Linked DNA regions of Homo sapiens: region 1 is linked to region 2. The links are chromatin loops, found by intact Hi-C in ENCODE. Cell type or tissue: heart left ventricle. All regions are shown on one strand. Links, peaks and the distances in the headings refer to the core of each region. The heading gives the core; the rest is flanking DNA. Region 1 overlaps VWA8 (von Willebrand factor A domain containing 8). Region 2 overlaps VWA8 (von Willebrand factor A domain containing 8).

What was found. Hi-C counts contacts between places; a loop is a spot of excess contacts. Peaks named below come from ENCODE experiments on the same cell type or tissue, not always from the same donor. Only the 100,000 strongest peaks of a DNase experiment are listed, where the experiment ranks them.
Region 1: a loop joins it to region 2, with 1.8 times the contacts of the local background. A loop is called at or near these places in 1 of 110 quality-filtered maps.

The regions. Positions count from the first base shown.
Region 1 is chr13:41,782,774-41,788,161 of GRCh38, forward strand. VWA8 (von Willebrand factor A domain containing 8) reads right to left here. Exons shown (of 45, transcript NM_015058.2): 18 at 4,664-4,770; 19 at 1,022-1,128. Among named protein-coding and RNA genes, the nearest start is that of VWA8, 180 kb to the right of the region's middle. In heart left ventricle, for the core only: no CTCF peak of the experiment used is centred there; no DNase peak of the experiment used is centred there; H3K27ac peaks cover 960 bases.
Region 2 is chr13:41,845,369-41,850,756 of GRCh38, forward strand. The region is part of intron 12 of VWA8 (von Willebrand factor A domain containing 8); the gene reads right to left. Among named protein-coding and RNA genes, the nearest start is that of VWA8, 110 kb to the right of the region's middle. In heart left ventricle, for the core only: a CTCF peak has its summit at 3,240 (motif pointing left); no DNase peak of the experiment used is centred there; H3K27ac peaks cover 762 bases.

The sequences.
Region 1 (5,388 bases), core at 168-5,167, 63 kb before region 2:
GTAATACACAGCCACTTGACAGAAAAGTTGGAAGAGAAAACATTTTTATATTATAGGTAATTTTCTCTAAAAAAATTCTTATTAAAGTAAACATCTACAATAAAGCTTTCTAGATACAAACTTATATGTCTTAGTGGAAGGTCCATAATTATTGGCTAGTTTACAAGGAGAGAATTCTCTACCCTCCTCCTTTAAAAAAGAAAGGAAAAGGAAAGAAAAGAAAAATACTAGAAACTTGCAGGAAAAAGAAGAGTATGAGAAAAAGGATGCATAGGACATATCCCTCTGAACTACTGAAATCTTTAACAAGCAAGTAAAAGAGGATGATAGCTCTGCTTTGTTTTTAAAATGTTTAATTTAAAAATTGCATATAAAATTACATATATAATTATATGTGTGTATGTGTATATATTTTATATATATGTACTTATATATATACTTAATATACTTAATATATGTACTTATATATATACTTAATATATATAAAATTTATTACCCTAATCATAGCAACCATTCCTCCAATTTTTAAGTACCTTTGGAAAAAATTTTCTGTTTTCTGTCTTATGTCTTAATAAAAGTTGTTCGGCCAGACATGGTGGCTCACGCCTGTAATACTAGCACTTTGGGAGGCTGAAGCAGGTGGATCACGAGGTCAGGAGTTTGAGGCCAGCCTGGCCAATATGGTGAAACCCTGTCTCTACTGAAAATACAAAAATTAGCCAGGCATGGTGGCACATGCCTCTAGTCTCAGCTACTCGGGAGGCTGAGGTAGAAGAATCGCTTGAACCTGGGAGGTGGAGGTTGCAGTGAGCCGAGATCGTGCTACTGCACTCCAGCCTGAGTGACAAAGTGAGACTGCATCACAGAAAAAAAAAAAAAAAAGATGTTCAACACTTCATTTTGCATCATCTAAATTAAATTTAGGAAATCACAAAAATAATTACATGTCAATTTCACTTGAATTGGAGTGTACTACCACAATTTAAGTGATTTATCCAAGAACACAAAGCAATACTCTTACCTGAATGTTGTCATAGAAAAGAACATCAGGCACTTTCATTTTCTCATGTGCATTATAGATCGGTGCACTAACAGCACCAATCCTCAGAGTTCCAGATGTTACTTCACCTAAACATTTCACACAGGACGGATAATTATTCATAGCACTGTCCTCAGAGATGCCAAGCCACCCAACACAGAATGCAATACAGCTTCAGTAATATCTGTGGATTTTAATTTAACATCTAAAGAAATAAGCTGGAGAGTAGTAATAAAACACCACAGCTCTAGATACAAAATGCTTCAAAAGGTAACAAATTTTCTTTAAAACAATGTAGATAGAAAACAGTATATATATAATTGTGAGAAACTAAAAAAAAAAACAAAACAAAAAACCAGAATACAGTCAAGCCACCTTCACAAGCTTGTTTGGTCAGAAACTATAACACATACATAAGTTAAATACACCTAAATTCAAAAGCTCCAAAGTACCTTGAATATTATCTTTTAGTGTGCACCAATTTAGAAACCCCTTAAGATAATCTCCTATAGCTCTAGTCAAAAATACAGATGAACTAACCTACCACAGAACTCTTAAATTACTATTTTCAGCCAAGTGCAGTGGCACATGCCTGTCACCAGCATTTCAGGAGGCCAAGGCAGAAGGATCACTTGAGCCTAGGGGTTCAAGACCAGCCTGGGTAACACAGAGAGACCCTGTCTCTACAAAAAATTTTAAAAATTATCCAGGCCTGATGGCATACGCCTGTAGTCCCAGCTATTCAGGAGGCTGAGGCAGGAGGATTGCTTGAGCCTGGAGGTTGAGGCTACAGTGAGCCATGATTGCACCACTGTACTCCAGCCTGGGTAACAGAGTGCAACCTTGTCTCTCTCTCTCTCTCTCTCTTTATACATATACATATACATATATATATATATATATATATATATATATATACACACACATATATATATATATATATATATATACACACACACACACTAAAACATAACAAAATAAATATTTTAAAATTACTATTTTCGAGGTTGGTCCAGGAGGCCTATATTTTCAAATAATCACCCAGGTGATTTTCATACCCAGCCAGATTGGGAAACTGTCTTATGCAATTATTTTGTAATAATAATTATTATATTGTTCCTTATTTGCTTTAAATAGGTTGACCTAGAATACATTATTAGTTCCTGGAAGCCAGAAAACTAAGTAATAAAGCTCTTGAAATCAGGGAACATATCTGCTATGTATTCCCTACAGTAACCAGATATGCATGACATGTTCACTGACATGTTCCAAGTTCAATAATATTAATAACATTAATAGTAGTAGGTATTTTAGTAATACTAATGATTACAATGATAGAAGCTATCATTTATTAAGGACCTTCTATGTGCCAGATCCCAAGCTAAAGCTTCACCTCATTTTTTTCTCATATGACTTCATGCAATTCAAAGAGGAAAGAATAATGAGAATACTAAGAACATACACTATGTAATTTGCTCAAAATCACCCAGCTAATATGAGTAGAGCTTAAAACAATTTAGTCTAGTCTGACATTCTTTCTACCATATGGGATATATTTAATATTTTGACTCCAAATAACATTGCAACCTGTGGAAATACCTTAGCAAGCAAATATACAACGCCTTAAACAATTCACCCATCTTTTTTTTTTTCTACTTCAAGTAAGAAAATTACAGTTTGTTTCTCCACTAGAATGCGACTTTTGTGCTAAGCGTTTTGGAAGACAATGGAGAAAAGCAACTTTTGCTTCTATGGAGTGCTGTGAACAAATCTGAGCTAAAAATAATTGTCATCCTGTTTAATCACTGTGGAGTGCTACACATTTGACACAGCACAGTAGATCTTAACAGTAACTTCGCCCTTCAATAGATCCTTGCCATTTTCCTTTTGTTTACAAGTTCTACAGGGAAGGAAAACCATGAGCTGTAACACTGAGAGTTTACTATTTATTTACCACCATTAGGTCTCTGAAATAGACCCAGTATAAAACTGTAAAGGGAAAGAAAGAGCAGGGATATGGCAGTGAATCTACTATCTAGTTGCATGTTGAGATGACACACATAATTTCAGATTCAAACAGCATCTGATGCTATCTATGGTTTAGTTTACGGAATACATCCACTCAGCAGATTTACGGCTTAAGGACAAGTTTATTCACTCATCCAATGTTTATTGTTAAAATGTCAACCTCAAAAAGGGAAATGCACTCAGAGAATGGTGATGCTAGCACTTCTGTGGGAGAAAGTTGGCTAGCTATCTTCTAAGAAACCCACAGAATGGCATTATTTTGGTACATTTGTCAAGTTTCTCAGCCTAGTAGGCTGTAAACCTGATTTTGTCATCACAACTAAGGGCAAATCTAACTTTCAGGAGAATATTAAAGATACATATTCTGGTTTCTCTATATATATAATGATGTAAAATCAGAATTGCAAAATATTATATGACAACTGTAACTTTCACATGGACTATGATATACTGGTTGCCATAACCAGCATATTAATTGAAGGGAACCTGCATGGAAAGCCAGTACCTCATCAGAAGATTGTTGTGTGAACACGGAGAGTTAATTAAATGAATTCTTCATAAGAGAGATGGCCTTAAAGATGAATGGAACCAGACAAGTAAAAAGTCTCTTCACTTAGGCTCCTTATCCCCTACATGAGGCTTAGATGGGCACTGCTAACACTAGCCAGTAACCAAGACCAAACAATCGGCAGTCTGAATGACAGTCGTTCTTTGGATATTTAATAGACTCACTCAAATAATATTGAGAATACAATATTATTCCTTCTCTTTGAGTTGACTCTGCGTATCTGTATTCAGATCCCTCAGTATGCTGAGTTTATAATTTGACTCTAAAAAAAATCTTATTTCCTCAATACCAAATTCTTGTCTCAGTGCAGCCCTAATGATTAAAAGCATCTGCTACAAAGAAAGCCACAACAGTCCCTTTTAAAGAGTAGTCACACATTGGCTGCTTCAATAAAATAGGTATTTACATTTTTAAAAAATTGAAAATCTTTCATTGTGTTCTAATTGAAGAATAGAAAGCTTTTAAATGAAGAACTAAATCTCCCCGAAACTGAAAATTATATTTATGGCTATCCAGAAGAAAAGTACCACAAAAGACAATACAGGTGGAAATGGAATGAATAAGAGGGCATGCATATTCTGATTATTATTTTAGTTTGTATCAACCTAGGAAAGTTTCTCCAACATATCTTATAGGACATCGCTGACCCTCAAAATGTAAACATGCAAAGAAAACAGCATTCTAGATTCACTGGTGAAATACATTTGGAAAAAGTACATTTCTCAAAATTAGACAAGTTGATTTACAGCAGGAATTCTCAGAGTATCAATTAGTATCAATTGTGAGTCTTAAGGGTGAGGGGAATTGTATCTAGTATGTACTGAAATGAAGTAAATATTCTAAGATTTTACTTGTGTTTTTCAAACTTAAAAAAATCAGATTCATTTCTTCAAACTAATATATAAAACAAAGTAGATGAAAACCAAAAACTGTTTAACTGTTTATTTTAACTGGAATTAAAATAAACAGCATCAAATGTTTGTTAATTATTATTTCACTTAAAAAAAAGAGCCAAATCAAATACTTACATTTGTAATCCTTCAGTTCTGGCTCCAAATTGTCATCAGTATTTATTTCTATTGTAGCATCTGCCAGATTTTTTTCTAATGCTGACCTAGCAAGACTGGGTAAAAACCTGGAGGATGAAGAGGGAGGAAGGGGGAAATGGCTTAAGTCAAAGCTTTCTGCGATTCTTAAATACACACACACACACACACACACACACACACTCCTTACTAATTACAACTAATTAAGGAAGATCAGTCTGGATCTGTAAAATCTAAATCAAACAAAATTTTAGAATAAATATAAACTTAATGTACGTGTGAATTATATGTTTGTGGAATCTCCTTTAATAAGTAAAACTTATTTGTAATTAGCAGTACTGATTTATGTACAACACTTTGCAAAATAAAATTTAAAATTTGCTTTCTTAAGTACAATTAGTATACTGGCTTATCAAATTTTCTTAAGTAGATTAAACAACAACACTTGGCTGTTCTAGGTTGGCAATCATAAATTCAAACCAGTGGAGATGGATTAATGAGATTTTCTTTAGTTTCTAACATAAGCTTCTGAATGAATTTAACATTATCTAGCTTCGTTCTTCCTATTAAAAAATATATCTGCTTATCTATTCTATGTGTATGTTGTCAAAACAACCATCTAGTGAGTGACAGTTATTCTTCAAACAAACGGATTATGAGCATCATGTGCCTGAGGCATGAAACATAGTTTCCCACCTACACAAATA
Region 2 (5,388 bases), core at 282-5,281:
TGTGGGAATGTTAGTTCAGCCACTGTGGAAAGCAGTTTGAAGATTTCTCAAAGAACTTAGAACTATCTTCATTCGACCCAGCAATCCTATTACTGGGTATATGCCCAAAGGAAAATAAATAGTTCCACCAAAAAGACACATGCACATGTATGTTTACTGCAGTACTATTCACAACAGCAAAGACATGGAAGCAAACTAGATGCACATCAATGGTGAATTGGATAAAGAAAATGTAATACATATACACCATTAAATAATATGCAGCCATAAAATAGAATGAAATCACATCCTCTGCAGCAACATGGATGGAGCTGGAAGACATTATAAGCAAACTAACGTAGAAACAGAAAACCAGATACCACTTGTTCTCACTCACTCATGTTCTCACCCACTCAAGTGGGATCTAAACATTGAGTACACACTGACATAGAGATGGGAACAATAGACAATGGGGACTACTGAGTGGGAGGGAAGAAGTGAAGGGTGAGGGCTGAAAAATAACTGTTGGGTACTATGCTACCTGGGTGATACGACCATTCATACCCCAAACCAACAGCATAACACAATATACTCATGTAACAAACCTGCACACGTACTTCCTGAATCTAAAATAAAAGTTGGAATTAAAAATAAATTAAATATCTGCAATAATATTTGCCTCATAATAAGCTTTTTAGTTCTTTTTTTTTTTTTTAAGAGACAGGTCTCCCTACATTGTCCTGGCTAACTATTCATAAGCACTAATAGTGTACCACAGTGTTGAATTCCTGAGCTCTAGTGATCCATCCGCCCAAGTAGGTGGGAATACAGGTGTGTGCCACTGTGCTCAGCTTATAATAAATTAGTTTCTAAAAGCAAGTAACAAAATATGAAATCAAGATTGGTGTAATTATGAATTACCCGTTTGGTATTCAATAAAGACACCTGGAGCAGATACTGCATTTGACCACCCTCAACACCACTCAAATCCCTGTTAGTCAGCCACATGAGGGGTAACACATGTGAAAGGATGGCTACAAAGTGAGGAAGGCTGGGATTCAATTCCACTTCTGCAACTTCCTTATTATGTGATAAATGAGTGAAATGAGTAAAATATCTTTAGAATTAAATGAGATAATGCCTGGCACCTAATGGTTATTTAATAAATGACAGCTGAATCTGAATCAAGTGAAGAAACAAACTATAAATATGTTCAAATTTTAATATAACAATAAGTCTCAGTTCACAATTCAGGACAGTAATAGAAGTGATATGACAATGCTGCACACAATTAAATGACAGAAAATTCCTATCTTAGAATTTAAAATAAAGTTAATATTAAAGCAGGTAAAAATAGTAAAGAAAAGCTGACAACAGAGGTCATTTAAAAATAATCTAAAATTTTCAGGCTAGGCACGGTGGCTCACGCCTGTAATCCCAGCACTTTGGGAGGCCAAGGTAGGCGGATCACCTGAGGCCAGGAGTTCAAGACCAGCCCGGCCAACATGGTGAAACCCCATCTCTACTAAAAATTAGCCAGGTGTGGTGGTGCACACCTGTAATCCCAGCTACTCGGGAGGCTGAAGCAGAATTGCTTGAACTCTGCAGGCAGAGGTTGCAGTGAGCCGAGATCATGCCACTGCACTCCAGCCTGGATGACACAGCAAGATTATGTCTCAAAAAATTAATTAAATAATCTAAAATTTCCACAATTTATTCATTCAAATATATATTGAATATATATATGAAGAGAGAAAGAGAGAGAACCAGCCTACTGCTTGCAAATCACTGTTTCAGGTGCTGAGAATTCAGTAGTGAAAAAAATAAACATGGATCTTACACTCCAGTGGGAATGAACAAAAATAGATAAAGGAAAGGAGACAGGAGGAGAAGAAAGGAATAGAAGGACACAAATAAGAAAATACCACATAGTAGTTGGTACTACACAGAAAATATCAGATAGTATGATGGCAAATGACTCAGTGCATCAAAAACGCTTTCTCTACAGATATTTAAGTTGAGATTTCAAAGTCAAGAGGCCACGTGAAGATCAGGCAAGAATATTCCAGTCTGATGACACAGCCTGTGAAAATGCCCCATAGCAGAAAGAAGCCAGACAGATTTAAGGGATTAAAAGTACCCAGTGAGACTGAAACATATCAGTAGAGGGTCCAGCAGGAAGGGAGAAGGCTGAAGAGGTAGGCATGGATTGGGTCACATAGCGCAGTGGTTCTCAACCCTGGCTGCTGGTTATAATTGAAAAATACTGGTCCCACCTCCCACCAATTACTTTAGACTCTCTGGTGGTAGAGCCTGGACACTGGAAGTTTTTCAAAGATCCTTGAGTGGTTCTAATGGGTAACCTCGTTAATGGAAGACTCATATGCCAGGGTAAAGTGTCTTTATTTTATTCTAAGTATGATGGGAGGCCATTGACAGATTCTAATCAGGGAAATGAAAAGATCTGATTTACATTCTTAAGAGATCACTCTACAACTTTAGTGAATAGAATATGGAATGCAACATACTCTAACTACATATCTACAAATGTTCAAATGACAAAACTGATGAGTTCTTAAAAACTCTATAAAGTAAAACTCCATATGCCAAATGCATTTTCCACCAAAGGCTCAATAATGGGCCCAAGGATAGTGGGTTAGAATTTTTGGAAATGTTCATGGTTACAGTAGATCCTGCAAAAAACAAATGATGGAATATTGACAACTGGCTATGAGGGGTGAGGGTGATGGGGAGAAGGCTAAGAAATGTGCCATGTTCCAGTACTTGACAACTCTTTTGATTGACAATGCATCCCTTTTGGCACCTTCCTCACAAAACTAAAGCTGCCTTTTCTGAATTGCTACTCCATGGAAGACACTGTGCAGCAGGAAGCCAAACATTTGTTCACTAGCTGGGAAACAGAAAAGAATCCAATGGATTCAGGGAGAGTTACTAAAAACAAATGAGGAGCCTCTCACTTGAAGCAACATAGAAAAAGGCTTGCTAAGATTAAAGAAATGTGCTGGTTGAACTCTCAGGGTAATATGGCTTGGCTGTGTCCCCACCCAAATCTCACCTCGAATTATAATCCCCATAATCCCCATGTGTCATGGGCGGAACCAGGTGGAGATGACTGGATCATGGGGGTGGTTTCCCCTATGCTGTTCTTGTGATAGTGAGTGAGTTCTCATGAGATATGATGGTTTTATAAGCATCTGGCATTTCCCCTGCTTGCACTCAACTCCCTCCTGCCACCTAGTGAAGGTGCCTGCTTCTCCTTTGCCTTCTGCCATGATTGTAAGTTTTCTGAGGCTTCCCCAGCAATGTAGATCTGTGAGTCAATTAAACCTCTTTCCTTTAAAATTAACTAGTCTTGGGTATTTCTTCATAGCACTGACAGAACAGACTAATACACAGGGCAGCCTTCCCACCTATGTGATAGCATAGTGACTATCATTCCTCTCCTGCAGGGGCTCCCTGTCTGCAGCTACCTAAATCTGGGAGAGCTTAAGGGAGCTACTAGAAATAAACATGAAGCATCAGAGGTGCTAGGCTGGCTAAGGCTCCTCTTTAAATTGTTAACCTTTTAACAGCAGTCAATAGAGTGTAAAATCAGGATTTTAGCAGCTTCTACCAACTCAAATCCCAAGATACTTCAACTCCACATTCCTGGAGGCATGAGTTGAGCTCTGTAAAAGATTGCCTTTTCCTTCTCTGTTATTTTTGGCTCTATCTCTATGGTTCTGCCAAATGGCTTCCACTTCAAACAGCCTTGTTTCTAACTATGAGACTGGCTTTAAAATCAGCAATAAAGTTCTACGTATTCAGAAAGTGATGTGGATCCTGAAAAACTGGGGTTTTCTTTAATAGGGGAAGAATACAAAACTAAGCATTTAGGAATCATAAAAGGCATCTAGGTCATAAAACTGAAAAGCATATATTTACTTTTCATTTCCAGGGGAAAAAATATGTTCACAAAATATATTCTACTTGCAAATATTTGTAAATTTTAAAATCAAATCAAAGTTATACCCTTCATTATTTTCTTTTTCAATATATTTCCCACAAGGATGGATCATAAGGATATATAGATATATCTATAAGATATGTAACTTCATCACTAACGTCACTAACCTCTGGCAAACTCCTCACATTTGCAGTGGTCTTCAATGACTATAAAATCCTGAGGACTCTCAAAAGATTTCCCTAAGACTCCTAATCAAAATTACTGTAAAGTACATTGAAAACAGAAGTGCATAGGTCAGGCACGGTGGCTCGTGCCTGTAATCCCAGCACTTTGGGAGGCCGAGGCCGGTGGATCATGAGGTCAGGAGTTCAAGACCAGCCTGACCGATATGGTGAAACCCTGTCTCTACTAAAAATACAAAAAGTGGCCGGGCACGATGGCAGGTGCCTGTAATCCCAGCTACTTGGGAGGCTGAGGCAGGAGAATCACTTGAACCTGGGTGGCAGAGGTTGCAGTGAGCCAAGATCGCGCCACTGTACTACAGCCTGGGTGACAGAGTGAGACTCTGTCTCAAAAAAAAAAAAGAAAAGAAAAAGAAAACAGAAGTGCTGCCTAATGGAGATGATCAAACACAGCAATGTGTTGCTACCAGCAGGACTATGACTTCATTACATAATGTCCTTATGTCTGGAGTTACTCCATGCAGAGTTCCCAAATTTGAAGTTTCTTCCCTCTTCAACTTCACCGATCATCAAGAATAGTAAAAGAAATACCTTTCAGACAGGAGTTCCTTATTTGGTGGGATTCCTTGGTCATTTTACCTTTGTTTTCTTTCTTGGACTAATGGATTTGGCTTTACTGTAATGTTTATTTTTATACACATGCCCAAAGGCCTCCTAGTGTGTCTTTATAAATCTAATAAATACCTCATGATAATTAAGTTTATTAACACAAAAGATGTTATCCATTACTAAAAAAGTACACTTTAATTAAATAAGGAGCCAAGTACATACTATAATGTAGTTCCCTGTGGACCCAGTCACCAGGCCCAGCCCAGCAGGCCCTGGTATCAGGCAGCCCCCTAGACTCAGGGACCAGGACCCAGCTCATACCCATGTACCCTGGTTCCAGGACCACCATAGTGCCACACTGGACTCTGAAGACTCAGCCTCAAGGTCTGCCATAGCACTATGTTAGGTCCCATCAACCCAAGTTCAGGCTGTTCTCCATGAACTCAGGCTTCAGAGCCACCCTCAGAGACTTAGTTGATAGGCCCACTCACCTGCAGAGTCAGGCACCAGGCCAGTCCACCTAAGGACTCCATTAGCAAGCCAAATGAAAGACCCCACCAGATGGTCTGCCCAGAATGTCTGGCTGGGTTGGCTGGTAAAAAGCTTTCCCTATCAAGGCCAGTCTATAAAGACTGGATGTCCACTTCTTCA